Linked DNA regions of Homo sapiens: region 2 is linked to region 1. A link is a contact called in ENCODE Hi-C or POLR2A ChIA-PET data. All regions are on one chromosome and are shown on one strand. The core of a region is the stretch at or near the end of the contact, and the rest is flanking DNA. Distances in the headings are between cores, read along the strand shown.

Region 1 (7,940 bases), core at 3,285-5,784:
AGTCACTCTGGTAATGTCTTCTGTTGCTTTACTTGGCACTGATGTGTTTTCTTTGGTGTAGAGAATGTCCCAAGGGTGTACGTCACCTTCCCATTTTCCCATGTGTGGAGAACGTCCCGAGCGTGTACGTCACCATCCCGTTTTCCCGCATGTAGGGAATTTTTCTGTGCGTAGACAATGTCCCGAGCGTGTACGTCACCGTCCCGTTTTCCTGCGTGTAGGGAATTTTTCTGTGTGTAGACAGTGTCCCAAGCATGTACATCACCGTCCCATTTTCCCATGTGTAGGGAATTTTTCTGTGCGTAGACAATGTCCCGAGCGTGTACGTCACCGTCCCATTTTCCCGCGTGTAGGGAATTTTTCTGTGTGTAGACAGTGTCCCAAGCATGTACATCACCGTCCCATTTTCCCATGTGTAGGGAATTTTTCTGTGCGTAGACAATGTCCCGAGCGTGTACATCACCGTCCCGTTTTCCCGCGTGTAGGGAATTTTTCTGTGCGTAGACAATGTCCCGAGCGTGTACGTCACCGTCCCGTTTTCCTGCGTGTAGGGAATTTTTCTGTGTGTAGACAGTGTCCCAAGCATGTACATCACCGTCCCATTTTCCCATGTGTAGAGAATGTCCTGAGCGTGTACATCACTGTCCCATTTTCCCGCGTGTAGAGAATTTTTCTGTGTGTAGACAATGTCCCGAGCGTGGACATCACCGTCCCATTTTCCCGCGTGTAGGGAATTTTTCTATGTGTAGACAATGTCCCAAGTGTGTATATCACCGTCCCATTTTCCCATGTGTAGAGAATGTCCTGAGCGTGTACATCACTGTCCCATTTTCCCGCGTGTAGAGAATTTTTCTGTGTGTAGACAGTGTCCCGAGCGTGTACGTCACCATCCTATTTTCCCGCGTGTAGAGAATTTTTCTGTATGTAGATTATGTCCTGAGCATGTACATCACCTTCCCATTTTCCTCCTGCTTAGTTTGAGGAGGAGATGCTCCCTGGGGCTCTGGTGTGCAGGCAGCTGAGCTTCTGTCCTTGGTGGTGCGTGGATGTGAACTGGTGTTGGCTAAATGCTCCCGCTGTCCAGGAAGTGCATGTAGGCGGCGGTCCCCCTGCGTGGACTCGCACGAGTGCTTTTTAATTAGAGATGAACCGGGAAGCTCGCACTCCACAAAAGAGTACAAATTAAGGATTTCGAGAGGGGGAAATACTGAGAAAGCTTTTCTCTTCCTGTAAAATTTTCTAAAATAGCTATACAGAAGATGGGTGTTAACTGAGGTAAGAGGCCTAGAAAGTGTTTATTGATATGATTTGAGGAAGAGAGGAGTCAGCCAAGAAAAACAAACTCTTAAAATCAACAAGTTTCCCCCTCAACTTGAGCGTGTGAAGATGTGGGTGCCGACCCCAGGATGTCCAGAGCACAACCAGAACTTGTGTTTCTGAAAAGCTCCAGCTAAGTGGCCAGGCCGTACTCGGAGGACCACTGCAGTTGAACACCAGGACATGGCACGGGGTGGGATGCACAGGGACAGGAAGCCATGGCGATTTATGTCGGGGGTGGGAAGAGAGAAGCCAGGGAGAGTGTGCCAGGCAGGGCCTCAGTGCTGCGGCCTCGGGGGAAGCATGGGGCGGCTGGGTTATAAGGGAGCGGCTTGGGGATCAGAGAAGATGTCCGTGTAGCTGTGACTCCACCGGGTTATAAGGAGCGGCTTGGGGATCAGAGAAGACATCCTTGCAGCTGTGACTGCACCGTTCAGTTCAGAAGCATGGGTCGTGTGCTTTGATCAAAACAGCTATTTTGATTTTGAGAACATGTTTAGCTAAAGAATTATATCCTTGCATCTGGCTACTTCCAAGTGGGAATGAACAACCCATGCTGATGACTGGGTGAGTTTACTTACTAGAAAACTGTGAGGGGTCTCCTGCCCTGGAGAGACTGGGGCTCATATCACTCCGTCACTGACAGTGCTTCCAAAAGGCTTTGGCGCAGCTGCCCTCCAGGCCGAGGAGTGAGAGTCATTTGTGTTATGTTAATGCACGCTCCGGGTTCTTTGAAATAACTCGTCAAAAAGAACTGCAGGCTGAGGGGCATTGTCAGGCGCCCAGTCTGGCTTTATGAGAGTGTCTTGGGGTTGCCATGGCGATGACTGGGCACAGCCATTCTTCTGAAGAAAATGGGAAGAGACCGAGCCCTTCAGAAGTGCCTTTGGAGCTTCCCTGGATAAAAGTCCATTCTGTGTTTAAATGGTCTGTTGTTAGAGGCCTATGGATTGTGGGCCTGGAGAATTACTGGCAGTCTTTCTCAGGCCGGGATCCTCTCAGACCCGCTGAATCAGAGCCAGTGGGAGGAGAATCTGTTTGGGAACCTCTCTTTCAGGTGAGGTTGAGAAATGGGGGCCTGTTGTCTTTCAGATATTTCAGAAGAATTTAGAAATAGAAATCATGGTTCTGGCCGGGTGTGGTGGCTCACACCTGTAATCCCAGCACTTTGGGAGGCTGAGGTGTGAGGATTGCTTGAGGCCAGGAGGTTGAGGCCGCAGTGAGCCATGATTACATCACTGCACTTCAGCCTGGGCGACAGAGCAAGACCTTGTCTCAAAAAAACCCAAAACACACACAACAAAAGACTGATAGCAAAGAAAGAGAAACCCATGTGGGACAGTTCCAAGAGAGTAAAACTGTGGCACCGTTTAGCGTGGACGCCGGCAGCCCTGCCCACGTGTAACACTGTGGCGCCGTTTAGCGTGGACGCCGGCAGCCCTGCCCACGTGTAACACTGTGGCGCCGTTTAGCGTGGACGCCGGCAGCCCTGCCCACGTGTAAAACTGTGGCGCCGTTTAGCGTGGACGCCGGCAGCCCTGCCCACGTGTAAAACTGTGGCGCCGTTTAGCGTGGACGCCGGCAGCCCTGCCCACGTGTAAGACTGTGGCGCCGTTTAGCGTGGACGCCGGCAGCCCTGCCCACGTGTAAGACTGTGGAGCCGTTTAGCGTGGACGCCGGCAGCCCTGCCCACGTGTAAGACTGTGGCGCCGTTTAGCGTGGACGCCGGCAGCCCTGCCCACGTGTAAGACTGTGGAGCCGTTTAGCGTGGACGCCGGCAGCCCTGCCCACGTGTAACACTGGCGCCGTTTAGTGTGGACGCTGGCAGCCCTGTCCATTTGGAGGGCTGTGCGGGCTGGCCGCCCCTGTAGTGTGAGGGCAAAACGCAAATCAACCCACCCCATACAAAAAGTTGGCAGGAAAGGTACTTGAACCCAAAAGCTGGCTCTCTCATAAACTTGCAGCTGGAATCCACGCTACATCTGTGGTCGGAAGCCCTCCATCGGTGCACATGCATTAACAGAGTCCTGTATTAGTCATTGGTCGACATCCACCTGAGAGGCAGGTGTCAGGCAGGGCTGCCCCACATGCTGGGGAGTTTAGTCCTGGCCACCGCCCCCTCCTTGCTCCATGGTGGCACCCACTTTGGGGCCGGTCCCCCAAGTCTCCTGGTCCCCGAGTCTCCCATCCCCCGAGTCTCCCACCCCCCAGTCTCCCAGCCCCCAAGTCTCCCGGCCCCCCGAGTCTCCCAACCCCCGAGTCTCCCGGCCGCCTGAGTCTCCCAGCCCCCGAGTCTCCTGGCCCCCCAGTTTCCCGGTCCCCCCAAGTCTCCCGGCTCCCCGAGTCTCCCAGTCCCCAAGTCTCCCACCCCCCAGTCTCCCACCCCCCAGTCTCCCGGCCCCCGAGTCTCCCGGCCCCCCAGTTTCCCGGTTCCCCCAAGTCTCCCGGCTCCCTGAGTCTCCCAGTCCCCGAGTCTCCCACCCCCCCAGTCTCCCACCCCCCAGTCTCCTGACCCCTGAGTCTCCCGGCCCCTGAGTCTCCTGGCCCCCCAAGTCTCCCGGCCCCCGAGTCTCCTGGCCCCCCAAGTGGTCCCCTGAGTCTCTCAGCCCCCGAGTCTCCCGGCCCCCCAAGTCTCCCGGCCCCCGAGTCTCCCAGCCCCCCAAGTCTCCCAGCCCCCGAGCCTCCCAGCCCCCCAAGTCTCCTGGCCCCCCGAGTCTCCTGGCCCCCCAGTTTCCCGGCCCCCTCAGTTTCCCGGCTCCCCGAGTCTCCCGGCTCCCCGAGTCTCCCGGTCCCCGAATCTCCCATTCCCCCAGTCTCCCACCCCCCAGTCTCCCGACCCCCAAGTCTCCCAACCCCCGAGTCTCCCGACCCCTGAGTCTCCTGGCCCCTGTGTCTCCTGGCCCCCTGAGTCTCCTGGTCCCCCGAGTCTCCCGGCCCCCGAGTCTCCCAGCCCCCCAAGTCTCCCGGTCCCTGAGTCTCCCAGCCCCCCGTGTGCTTCCTCCAAGGTCAGTGTCACCTTTAAGGTCTGATGGTTCATTTGGCAAAGTCGCTGTGGAAAGAAAAAAGCCCACGTCTGCATCTCTGAGCTCAGAAGGGCCCCAGGGTGCTCTCTGGCCGCTGGGTCTGCAGCCGGGCAGGAGCCCCTTCTCACATTCCCTGGGGAGAAGCACTTGGGTCAAGTTTGATTTGCTGTTGCCCAATATCGCCGTCTGACTTAGCAGGAAGCTGCAAATGGAATGTGTGAGGAAGGAAAGGCGGAACTCAGCTTCTCTTCTTCCCTCTTTCCCACTAAGGAGGTCACCGACCCAGCTCCACCTCAGGCCTGTGTCCCCCACGCCTCCTCCCTGCGTGTGGCCCGGGCCCCTGGGCCGCGCGTCCGAGGCCCTGGAGTCTGTGGGGCCTCTTTATCGAGTGCTGAGCCGACGTCTGGGGAGAGCGTCCTCTGTCTTCCCTTTTTTCTGTATTTTTCAAGGTGGAGGTTGAAGGGCAGTGTCTGTCACAGGTTTAACTTCAGAACGCATCGAAGTGGACACATTTCAGAGAACAAGCCCTTTCTCTCTGGCCTTGGCCCTTCTCCAAGGAAGTGATTTTGGCAGTTTCTGTCCTACTAGAAAAATAATTTTCTGAGGTTGAGAGTGAACTGTGTTCACAATCCATACCTTTTAGAGCAATCATTTTTAATCATTTAAAGGGCAGCCACTATTTGTTTCCTTATTTACTTAAACTAAAAGGCTCCCTGAAATTGGGTTGGCAGGGCTGGGGCTTGGGAACCAGCTTCCCGCCCTGGACCTCCCCTGGGCCGGCACCCACGACCCTAAAACAAGGAGATGACCCCGCTCCCCAAGGCTGCGCTGCAGTGGAAATCACCGTCTTGTCCAGCAGAAAGGAACAGCTGGCGTCACACACAACAGAACCTAAATCTCTCCTTGCTGGGTTAGTCCAGTCATTTGCAAGAATATTCAGTAAGTGTCGTGTCCTCATTTCCTTCCATCCACGTAAGGACGTGGAATGGTGTCTGTCCCTGCCTGCTTCCTCTGCGCCCACGTGGCTGACCTCTCCCCAAACCCTCATCCACGCAGACAGTCCTGGCTCAGGGAGGCTCTGCCTCAGGGTTCTGGGTCTGACCCTACCCCCTGCCACTGGGGTTGAGGCTGGGCAAAGCCCTCTGCCCCACGCGGAGCCCTGGCCCCCCCTTTCTGTGGAGTTGCTCCTGCGTCCTTTGCAGGGTTCATTTGCATGCCCATCTCGGGGAGAAGGGGCCGTGGCCACAACAGGAAGAAACTGCAGGCGTGGCTGGTTTCTGTGCCCCCTCCACCCAGAGGTGCCACGGCCTGAACTCCTGCTCCGAAAGCTGGTTATGCGTTAGGTTACAAAGCTGTGTCTGTAGGAAAAGTTCTTTTGTTTAAAAAATCATGAGCACCCCCAAAATGATCTGGATACGCAGACAAAAACGTCAATGTGATGTGATTTCTGAGAAGTGGAATTATGGGGGAGTTCTTGTTCTTTTGTTTGTGTGTTTTATGTACAATTAGAAGTTACAAGTCAAGGAACAGATAGATCTTCTAGAGCTGAGCGAGGAGAGCTGGGTCTTCCCAGGCAGACGAGGACATCAGACATCACCAGGGACCCTCACTTGGCAGCCCTGAGGGGCAGGCTCTGAGCTCTTCTGGGTGGAAGCCCGTCCCGTCCTGTGTGCACGCAGTGGGTGTTTGTTAAAGACAGGGAGGTTTCTTTCTGTTCATACTGCAAGATGTAAATCACCCCCAAAATAGTACTTTTGTGTAGTAGAAATGACTAAACCAAGAAATGTCTCCACAGCTCCAAAGTTTTTCGGGAGGGGAGAAGTTATTTGGGGTTAGAAACTGAAAGGGGCAGGAGGAAGTTGGTGGTTTGGGAGACAGACGGTTCATTCTCTCAGATGCTTTTAATAAAAACCAAGTTGCTGACTTAGGAAACACCGACTTTGACATTAGGCGACTCATGAAAAGTCACATTTCCCATGAACATTTATTTTCACTCTCAAGTTAGAGCTTAAACAAAAACCTGCTTGACACGACTGGAGGCTTCTTGAAGCCCAGAATATCCCAGAACTGCTGGAGTAGGGGACCCATCCTCAGCCCCAGAGTACCCCAGGTGGGGGCCCATCCTCAGCCCCGGGGTGTCCGCAGGTGGGGGCCCATCCTCAGCCCCAGAAGTGCCCCAGGTGGGGGGCCCGTCCTCAGCCCCAGAGTACCGCAGGTGGGGGCCCATCCTCAGCTCCAGAGTGCCCCAGGTGGGGGGCCCGTCCTCAGCCCCAGAGTGCCCCAGCTGGGGGGCCCATCCTCAGCCCAGGTTGGGGGGCCTGTCCTCAGCCCAGGTCAGGGGGCCAGTCCTCAGCCCAGGTCAGGGGGCCCGTCCTCAGCCCAGGTTGGGGGGCCCGTCCTCAGCCCAGGTAGGGGGGCCTGTCCTCAGCCCAGGTGGGGAGGCCCGTCCTCAGCCCAGGTTGGGCCCATCCTCAGCCCAGGTGGGGGCCCATCCTCAGCCCCAGAGCACCCCAGGCCAGGGATCTGTTCTCTCAGTCCTGGAATGCTGGCCCCAAATCTCCCAGCAGGTCAGAGCCCCTGGTCCTGTCTGTATGACCCCCAAGCCCGGCCCAGCATCTCCATCTCCACCTGCATGTGTGTGTCCTTCCGTGTCATGCTGGCTCACAGGAGCGCACCTGTGTCAGAATGATGCAGGGGGTTCTCTCAGCCGCACAGGAACTCAGCCGGCGGAGAGCATGAGGTTGCTCGTATTCTGTGAGTACTGAGTGTCTACTGCACATGGCAGGCTGCCCCAGGCCCAGGCCTGGAAGGGACTCATCGGCCGCCTGTGCCTGCAGGAGCCTCCTGGCCCTGAGCTGTGGCTGGGCCACTGCAGGGAGAGGCTGGGCCTGTCACGAGGGGGCCGCACCGAGGATCCCATGAGGAGCAAAGGCCAGGTCCCCCCTTCTCCCTCCTGCCCGGGCCTCCTCTCGCCCGGCCGCCTCCCGCTCCTCGGCCGCTGGCCCTCTCTCCTGCCCCTGGCACCTCCCTGGAGAGCCCCTTTTCCCACCAGGGCCTCACTGAGGGTTTGGGGTTTGAGGTGTCTCAGCTGCTGCAGGGGACCCGGTGTCTGGTTGTGCCTCCTCCTGAGAGTCACTGCTGCAGTCACACATCGTGGCCGGGCCCTAAAGACCCAGCCGATTTTCATTTGTTTGTAAGGATGGTGGTTCTTTTTTGGGGGGTATGGGGTGGGAGAGAGGAAAGAGCCTCATGTGCAGGAGAGGCGGGAGCCGAGGCCACAGTGTCCCGGGGTGCTGCGTGCAGTGGTGTGTGGCGTGTGGTGTGTGGCGTGCCTGGCGACCACAGAGCCCATGAGCCGAGGGGCAGCTCCTCGGTGCCCCTGAACAGATGGGGAGACTGAGGCTCGGGGAGGTGAGGTGGCTCACCACGGCCGCTGCAGCTGTGAGTCTCAGCCCAGCCCGCCTGCTTTCCTCACTGAGTCTTTGGGTTCCGTTTGAAGACTCACAGCTCTATTTGCCAACATTTCAAAATAACCCCACCCATCTTGAACCACAGGAGGCTGCAACCCAGTGTGTGTGGGGCTTCCGCTGAGACCTGCCG
Region 2 (7,940 bases), core at 4,169-6,668, 210 kb after region 1:
GCATGCCTGTAGTCCCAGCTACGTGGCAGGATCACTTGAGTCTGGGGGGCAGAGGTTGCAGTGGGCTGAGATTGCGTCACTGCACTGCAGCCTCAGTGACAGAGTGAGATCTTGTCTCAATAAATAAATAAATAAATAATGCCATTTACAATAGGACAAAGAAAGTGAAATATTTAGAAACAAATCTAATAACATATATATCAGGCCTGTACATTGAATACTATGAAAGACTGTGGAGATAATTTAAGAAGACTTAAATAAATGAAAGATATACCGCGTTCACATATCAGAAGCCTCAATACTGTCAAACTGTTCATTGCCTAAAAATTGACCTATAGATTTAATGCAATCTCAATTAAAATCTTGGCAGGCTTTTTGTAAAGAATGACCAGCTGATTCTAATATTCATATGTAGATGCAAAGAAAACAGAATAACCAAACAACTGCACACTTTGAGAAAGAAGAACGTTTGAGTATTTACACTACCTGAGTATTTACATTACCTGACTTCAATTCTTGTTATGAATCTACTATAGTCAAGACAGTGTGGTATTAACTTTAAAAAGAGACAAACAAATAAATGGGACAGAACAGAGTCTACAAATAGATTTGCACATATATTATCAATTGGTTATTGACAAAGGTGCAAAGGCAAGTCAGTGGAGAAAGAATAGTCTTTTTAACAGTGCTGGGATGATTGCATTTCCCTAGGCACATACGTACAGATACACACTTTGTTTCATACTTCAGCATTTATAAAAACTCATTCAAAATGGATCACCATCTTAAATGTAAAACTGAAATCTACAGAACTTCTGTAATAAAATCTTTGTGACCTTGAGTTAGGCAAATGTGACACCAAAAGCAGAATCCATTAAAGAAAATAAGCTGCACTTCAAAATTAAGAATTCTGATCTTTGAAAGACACTTTAATTTCTTTTTATCTTGGAGACAGAGTCTTGCTCTATTGTGCAGACCAGGCTTAAACTCCTGGGCTCAAGAAATCCTCCTGCCTCAGCCTCTCAAGTAGCTGAAGCTACAGGCACCCACTACCATGCCTGGCTAAAGACACATTTAATAGAATGAAAAGACAAGCCGCAGACTGGAAATAAATATTTGCAAACCACACATCTGATAATGGACTTGCTTCTAGAATAGTTATAGAACTCTTAAAACTCAACAAACAGCTCAACAATTGGAAAACCAAACATCCCAAGTGTATTAGTCAATTTTCACGCTGCCGATAAAGACATACCTGAGACTGGGCAGTTTACAAAGGAAAGAGGTTTAACTGGACTCACAGTTCCACGTGGCTGGGGAAGCCTCACAATCATGGCAGAAGGTAAGGAGGAGCAAGTCACGTCTTACACAGATGGCAGAAAGCAAAGACAGAGAGCTTGTGCAGGGGAATTCCTCTTTTTAAAACCATCAGATCTTGTAAGACTTATTCACTATCATGACAACAGCATGGGAAAGACTTGCCCCCATGATTCAATTACCTCTCACCAGGTCCTTCCCATAACATGTGGGAAGTCAAGATGAGATTTCGGTGGGGACACAGCCAAACCATATCACCAAGTAAAGGAAAAGAAAGAAAGTAAAACTGAAACAGACATTTCACCAAAGAAGATATCTGGATGGCAATAAGTACAATAAAATTTGTTCAACATCACTAGTTATTTGAAAAATGCAAATTTAAACTACAATGAAATACCATTATATACATATTAGAGTGAGTAAAATTTTTTTTTTCAGTGGAGTGTAGGGTTTCTTTTTTTATTTTTATTTTTTTATTGATCATTCTTGGGTGTTTCTCGCAGAGGGGGATTTGGCAGGGTCACAGGACAATAGTGGAGGGAAGGTCAGCAGATAAACAAGTGAACAAAGGTCTCTGGTTTTCCTAGGCAGAGGACCCTGCGGCCTTCCGCAGTGTTTGTGTCCCTGGATACTTGAGATTAGGGAGTGGTGATGACTCTTAACAAGCATGCTGCCTTCAAGCATCTGTTTAACAAAGCACATCTTGCACCGCCCTTAATCCATTTAACCCTGAGTGGACACAGCACATGTTTCAGAGAGCACAGGGTTGGGGGTAAGGTCACAGATCAACAGGATCCCAAGGCAGAAGAATTTTTCTTAGTACAGAACAAAATGAAAAGTCTCCCATGTCTACCTCTTTCTACACAGACACGGCAACCATCCGATTTCTCAATCTTTTCCCCACCTTTCCCCCCTTTCTATTCCCCAAAACCGCCATTGTCATCATGGCCCGTTCTCAATGAGCTGTTGGGTACACCTCCCAGACGGGGTGGTGGTCGGGCAGAGGGCCTCCTCACTTCCCAGTAGGGGCGGCCGGGCAGAGGTGCCCCTCACCTCCCGGACGGGGCGGCTGGCCGGGCGGGGGGCTGACCCCCCCACCTCCCTCCCGGACGGGGCGGCTAAAAATTTTTAAAGTGACCACAGAAAGTATGGGTGGGGATGTGGAGCAACTGGGACCCTCATGCATTGATGGTGAAAATGAAAAACAGTATAACCACTTTGAAAAACAGTTTAAAAAGTTAAACAAATACCTACTATGGGATCCAGACACTCTGCTCCTAGATATTTCCCCAAGAGAAATGGAAGCACGTGTGCACACAATGTCCACACGATGGACACACACATGAATGCCTACAGCAGCTTTATTTGTGATAGTAAAAATTTAGAAGCAAGTATAATGTCCCTCAACAGGTGAATGATAAACAAATTGTGTTATATCCATACAGTGGAATACTACTGAGCAATAAAAAGGAATACACCTGCAACAAGATAGATGATTCTGAAAATAAATATGTTAAGTGAAAAAAACAGACAAAAAAGTGTACATACAGTATAATTCTTTTTATATAAAAGTCTAGAAAATACAAACAAATCTATAGTGATAGAAAGTTGGTCAGCGGTTTTTGCATAGAAACTGGGATGTGGGGTAGGGTGGGGACATTTAGGAGGGAGGAATTACCAAAGGGCATGAGAACACTTTTTTGGGTGATGGATATGTTCCCTAACTTGATTGTGATGATGGCTTCACAGGTGTACACAGCTTTCCACCTCATGGCCACAGACCGGTTAACCATCCATATAAAACATCCATTGCCCTGGGTCCAACCTCCTGCCCCCTGTGGAGGTGAACTGTCTACTTCACCATTGATATTTCAGGTTGTATGATATAGTGCCTGACAACTCTCCATTTTTGGAACACATCCAAATTGTTTCTTATTCATTTTCCATTTCTGCCTTCGAACGAATTTCCTGCACTGGTAACTAGGTGAAGAATTTTGGAGTTATCTGGGGTAATGGAGACATCCTCCATTGCACCGCATATTTGCTTTCTGTATTCCCCAGTTATAGAAATCAAAACGAGCAGTTGTATGTGAATGCATTGTATCAAACCAAGTCTCTAGATGATAGGAGGCATTGTCATTACTAGGATAGTAACTCAGTAGAAAGAGTGAATTGAGAATATGAGGAATGAGAGTGGGGTCCAGACTAAAAGGAGGCCAGGGGTCCTGAACTGCCCCATCCAACTGAGTTCATTCTGATACCTACTGATCTGAAGCAGCAGGTCCACGCCCAGGTGCAGATTGTCCCAGATGAACAGGCAGAGGCTAGAGATGCTCATTCCTAAAGGGATCAAATAATTCTGAGAATGGCAAGAACTCCATTAACTCTCTTCTCCAAAACTACAAAAATGTGCAGAAAATACGAACAATTTTTAGGAGCTTACACTCTTTGAAGTTTATCCATGGGCTGCTGGAACCCTTAGGAAATAATAGCTAGAAGTGCCTCAGACACTGCCTGGCACACAGCAGGTGCTCAATGAATTACACTGCCTGGCACATAGTAGGTGCTCAATGAATTGTCTGATGAAGTGATTAAGGAGCCTTGTAAATACTGATTAAAACATGTATCACCCCATCCAATTTTTCAAACCAGTGCTTCTCAAGAACAAGCAGGAAAATTAATGTAATATTGTTTTGAAGTAGCCGTGGTGGTTTCGGGGCAGAAGCCCAGGGGTACTCCTTACTCCGCCTGCTCCAGTAACTAGCTGACATGGAAGTGCCTCGTCATTCTGGTTCAGACACAGGTGCAGATAGATGACTTCTCTATCCCACTTTAATTCTCCTTGAAGATCATTCCCAGGGACATTCATTTGCTTAAATTAACATGCTCGGCCAGGCGCGGTGGCTCACACCTGTAATCCCAGCACTTTGGGAGGCCCAGGCGGGCGGATCACGAGGTCAGGAGATTGAGATCATCCTGGCTAACACGGTGAAACCCCGTCTCTACTAAAAATAAAAAAAATCAGCCGGGCGTGGTGGCGGGCGCCTGTGGTCCCAGCTACTCGGGAGGCTGAGGCAGGAGAATGGCGTGAACCCGGGAGGCGGAGCTTGCAGTGAGCAGAGATCACGCCACTGCACCCCAGCCTGGGCAACATAGCGAGACTCCGTCTGAAAACAAACAAACAACAACAACAAAAATTCATGCTCATAATCCCACTTTCAAACCAGTGACCTCAAAGATTTCTAGCAGCAATCCTATTCCATTCTTCCAATTACAGAAAGCAAAGAGAAACTGGATCTGGGGATCTAAGCGTTGAGCCTGCTGAGCAGAACGGCCATTCATTTGGGGTGAGGTGCTGACTCACTGCCCCTCTACATTGCATTTTGGGGTGTGGGGATTTCCAGAGCAGGATTCTCCAGAGAGGAGTATCCAAGCTCCCTCCTCCCGCAGCAGGGGGATGCTGGGCTAACTGCCTGGTTCGGTCCCCCGTGAGTGGTCTGCTGTGTTTTGGTTCTGTTTGTTTGTGTGTGTTTTGCCTATGACTTTGCGAAATATTCCAAGACAAGAGCCAGAAAGTCTTGGTCTCTGAAGACAAGCACAATGTTGCTTTCAGCTTAAATATCTACTGGGAAACCTCAAGATTTTTAATGTCATCATTATGAAAAACAGAGATTATAAAAGGAAACCGTCGCATTTCACTCGCTGGCCCCCAGTGGGATTGGATCTGACCTCAGTGTATCTTTTCTTTGGTAGGTTTTAAGTCTTGACAAAATGTGCCTAAGAATGAAGACTCCAAAAAGGATGCAGTAGATTCGGGGGGAGTGGGGGTTGGAAAGAGGCTTAAATCTTCACATGACACCTGGAATATGGTCAAAATGTACCTGCTCAAGTTGAACCAGGTATTGCGTCCTCCTTTTACCCCATCGCTAGTGAAGACAACCACCGCCTGGGGAGACGCTCCTTTTCCGAAACACTCGAGTCCCGCCGCGTCCCGGACGCTCCGCTTTCCCCGCGCCCGGATCCTCCCGGGAACCCGCGCCCCGCCCGCGCGCTGGTCCCGCCCCCGCCGCCTCCCCGCGCGCAGCCGCCCGAACACGCCCAGACCGAGCGCTTGAGGTGCCGCAGCCGCCGCCGCCGCCGCCGCCGCGATGTGACCTTCAGGGCCGCCAGGACGGGATGACCGGAGCCTCCGCCCCGCGGCGCCCGCGGCTCGCCTCGGCCTCCCGGGCGCTCTGACCGCGCGTCCCCGGCCCGCCATGGCCCCTTCGCTCTCGCCCGGGCCCGCCGCCCTGCGCCGCGCGCCGCAGCTGCTGCTGCTGCTGCTGGCCGCGGAGTGCGCGCTTGGTGAGTCCCGCGGGCCCGAGACCCCGTCCCCGGGCGGCGGGAGGAGGCTCCGGGCGCGGCTTGACGCGTCCCCCTCTCTCCCTCCGGGCAGCCGCGCTGTTGCCGGCGCGCGAGGCCACGCAGTTCCTGCGGCCCAGGCAGCGCCGCGCCTTTCAGGTCTTCGAGGAGGCCAAGCAGGGCCACCTGGAGAGGGAGTGCGTGGAGGAGCTGTGCAGCCGCGAGGAGGCGCGGGAGGTGTTCGAGAACGACCCCGAGACGGTGAGCAGCCGGCGGGCGGGATGCGGGGGAACCCCTGGCGCCCGCGCGCCTCCAACCGCTCCCGAGAGGCAGCGCTGCTGCCGCCCCCCAGCTCCGCGCGGCGAGGCCTGGCCTCAGGGTCCCAGGAGCCCCGGCCCGCCCCGCGTCCCCCACGCCCATCCCCCGGCGACCCCGGGATCCCCGCGCAGGCCGGTGAGACGCTGCGGGGCTGTCCGGGAAACGCTCGCTGTCAGACGCCTCCCCGCGGGGAAGCCGGGAGTCCGTTTCCAAAGTGCGAGAGAAACACAATGGTTAAAACCCAAACCGCTTCCCCGCGGCCCTCCCTCTGCTGGGCTGGAGGTGAGGAACCCCCGGGCCGCGCCTCGTCCTCCTGAGAGGGGTGGAGAGCAGTCCCCTCCCGAAAGAGGAATTGAAAGGGCCGAGGGCGGGAACTGCTTGCGGCAGCAGGTCCAAAAATAAGATTCCAGGAATCGAGCGGGGCCGCATGCGGGAGGGGAGGGCGGCTCCGCGGCCCCGTTCTGCCAGGTGCTCTCCTGGAGGCAGCGGGTGCTTTCAGGAGCCCGACGGTGCTGGCCCCGGCACCTCGGTTAGGAATGTCCTTGGAGAAGGCGGGGCGCCCGGGGCCGCCTCCCGCAGGAGCCGCCGTGTGAGGACGGCCTGGCCACTCTATCCTGCGGGCTCGGGAGCGGGTGACTTTGGAAAGTCCGAGAAGGTGTGGATTCCCGTTGACGTCCCTCCCGCCCTGAAGTCAGGGTGATTTCATAGCGAAGTTTTCCGTTCTGCTGGAATGTTCCTTTTAAAGAATTCTCCTGGGGTGGAATAAATGTCACCCGGGATGAAAGAGTGGTTCTGGATGAACCATGGAGGCCTGTTTCCGCTTACATTTCTAGTGGTTGACTTGACCCCTCTTAGATCTGCCTTTCTGAAAGCTCTGAGGCTGTCAGATGGCCACTGTGCACTTGTGGACATAGCTCATCCCTGCAGAGATGACGCACCTGGGGCTGTTGCCCGGGGGCTGCCCACAGCCCCACAGGCCCGTGCCCTCCTTCAGCTCAGCCTAGCTTGGTCGCTCTCCCCGGCCTCTCTGTTTTCCTGTTTCTTTAATGATGAATCCTGGCCTGTGCTGCTGGCTGAGGCAGGTGGGCCTGTGTGCCCTGGTCGCTCGGAGTCGCCGCCCAGCTGTGGGGTTGGTCGTGTGGCTGGTGCAGTGTCCTCCAACAGCGTCCTCACCCGGAACATTCTGCGTGCACAGGGACTGTGGCATGGGGCGTGCTGGTGATGGGAGTTGAGGGCAGCAGGGTCACCCCCACCCCACAGTACCCGCTCCGCGCAGCCCTGCAAGGCCTGGCCGCAGCCCCTCCTCGCTGTCCTCCAGGACCTGCAGGGCCCATGTCAATCAGACTGGACGCTGCCTGGATGTACTGTGCTGTTCTTCCCAAGTCAGTCCCCTACCTGGTTTTCCAATTTTAATTTAATAACTTTATTTACAAAGGTGTGAAATGAAGATAAGAAAATGAAAACAGCACTCAGGACCCCATCACTTTAATACAACTGCGGTTGCGTCACATGGTTTCTGTGCTGGCATGTTCATCTCCTCACCCTCCTGCATGTGGCTGAGTGGCTTTGGTGCCCGGGAGGCATCCCTCCCATCCTCTCACAGCCTGGCCCCAGCAGCCTCTGTCGGCTTCTTTTCAGCGTCATCTCAGTTCCCAGCGTTCTGCCCTCCTTCCCAGCCCCCATGCCAAATGATAACAACCCGCTTTCCCTCTGGTTTTTGGATCTGGCCATTAGCTTGCTGTCTGTTTCTGTTTCTGTTTCCGGTTCCTGCCGGCAGGTGGATGCTGGGGACAGCCTGGTTGGGGCAGGGGCAGGGGCAGGGTCCAGAGGCTGGCTTGAGTCCCAGCCGGCTCCAGCACACCAGGCCCACCCCTCCCAGGACCCTAGTCTCCACTGCATCCTCTGCCACACTCTTGGGAGACCCCAGGCCCGAGGGGACTGTCCAAGCACAACTTCCTGCTAAT

The links. A loop is a pair of places that touch in the nucleus more often than their neighbours do. ChIA-PET counts read pairs that join two places held with the same protein, here RNA polymerase II (POLR2A). Pooled maps may share reads with other maps.
Region 2: a loop to region 1 is called in a pooled map, with 3 times the contacts of the local background. The contact joins the promoter of GAS6 here to the enhancer-like site in region 1. A Hi-C loop is called at or near these places in 1 of 168 maps with a recorded cell type or tissue (chondrocyte) and 5 of 50 pooled maps. POLR2A ChIA-PET finds 5 or more read pairs at or near these places in 2 of 52 experiments (MCF 10A and PC-9).

Annotation. Positions count from the first base shown.
Region 1 is chr13:114,065,790-114,073,729 of GRCh38, reverse strand. It overlaps RASA3 (RAS p21 protein activator 3), which reads left to right. Exons shown (of 24, transcript NM_007368.4): 2 at 1-10. Among named protein-coding and RNA genes, the nearest start is that of RASA3-IT1, 40 kb to the left of the region's middle. RefSeq lists enhancers at 1-639, 5,572-5,751, 5,832-5,921, 6,022-6,081, 6,232-6,291 and 1 more and silencers at 6,562-6,681, 7,352-7,421. Within about 2 kb of position 4,534, at least 17 of the 41 ENCODE cell types and tissues checked have a DNase peak (open chromatin) inside an H3K27ac peak, as active enhancers do.
Region 2 is chr13:113,861,554-113,869,493 of GRCh38, reverse strand. It overlaps GAS6 (growth arrest specific 6), which reads left to right and starts at 5,418. Exons shown (of 15, transcript NM_000820.4): 1 at 5,418-5,661; 2 at 5,753-5,919. The coding sequence starts at 5,574. It overlaps GAS6-DT (GAS6 divergent transcript), which reads right to left and starts at 5,317. Exons shown (of 2, transcript NR_044993.1): 1 at 5,199-5,317; 2 at 2,662-4,484. RefSeq lists silencers at 5,725-5,784, 5,805-5,864, 6,345-6,394 and an enhancer at 5,413-6,004.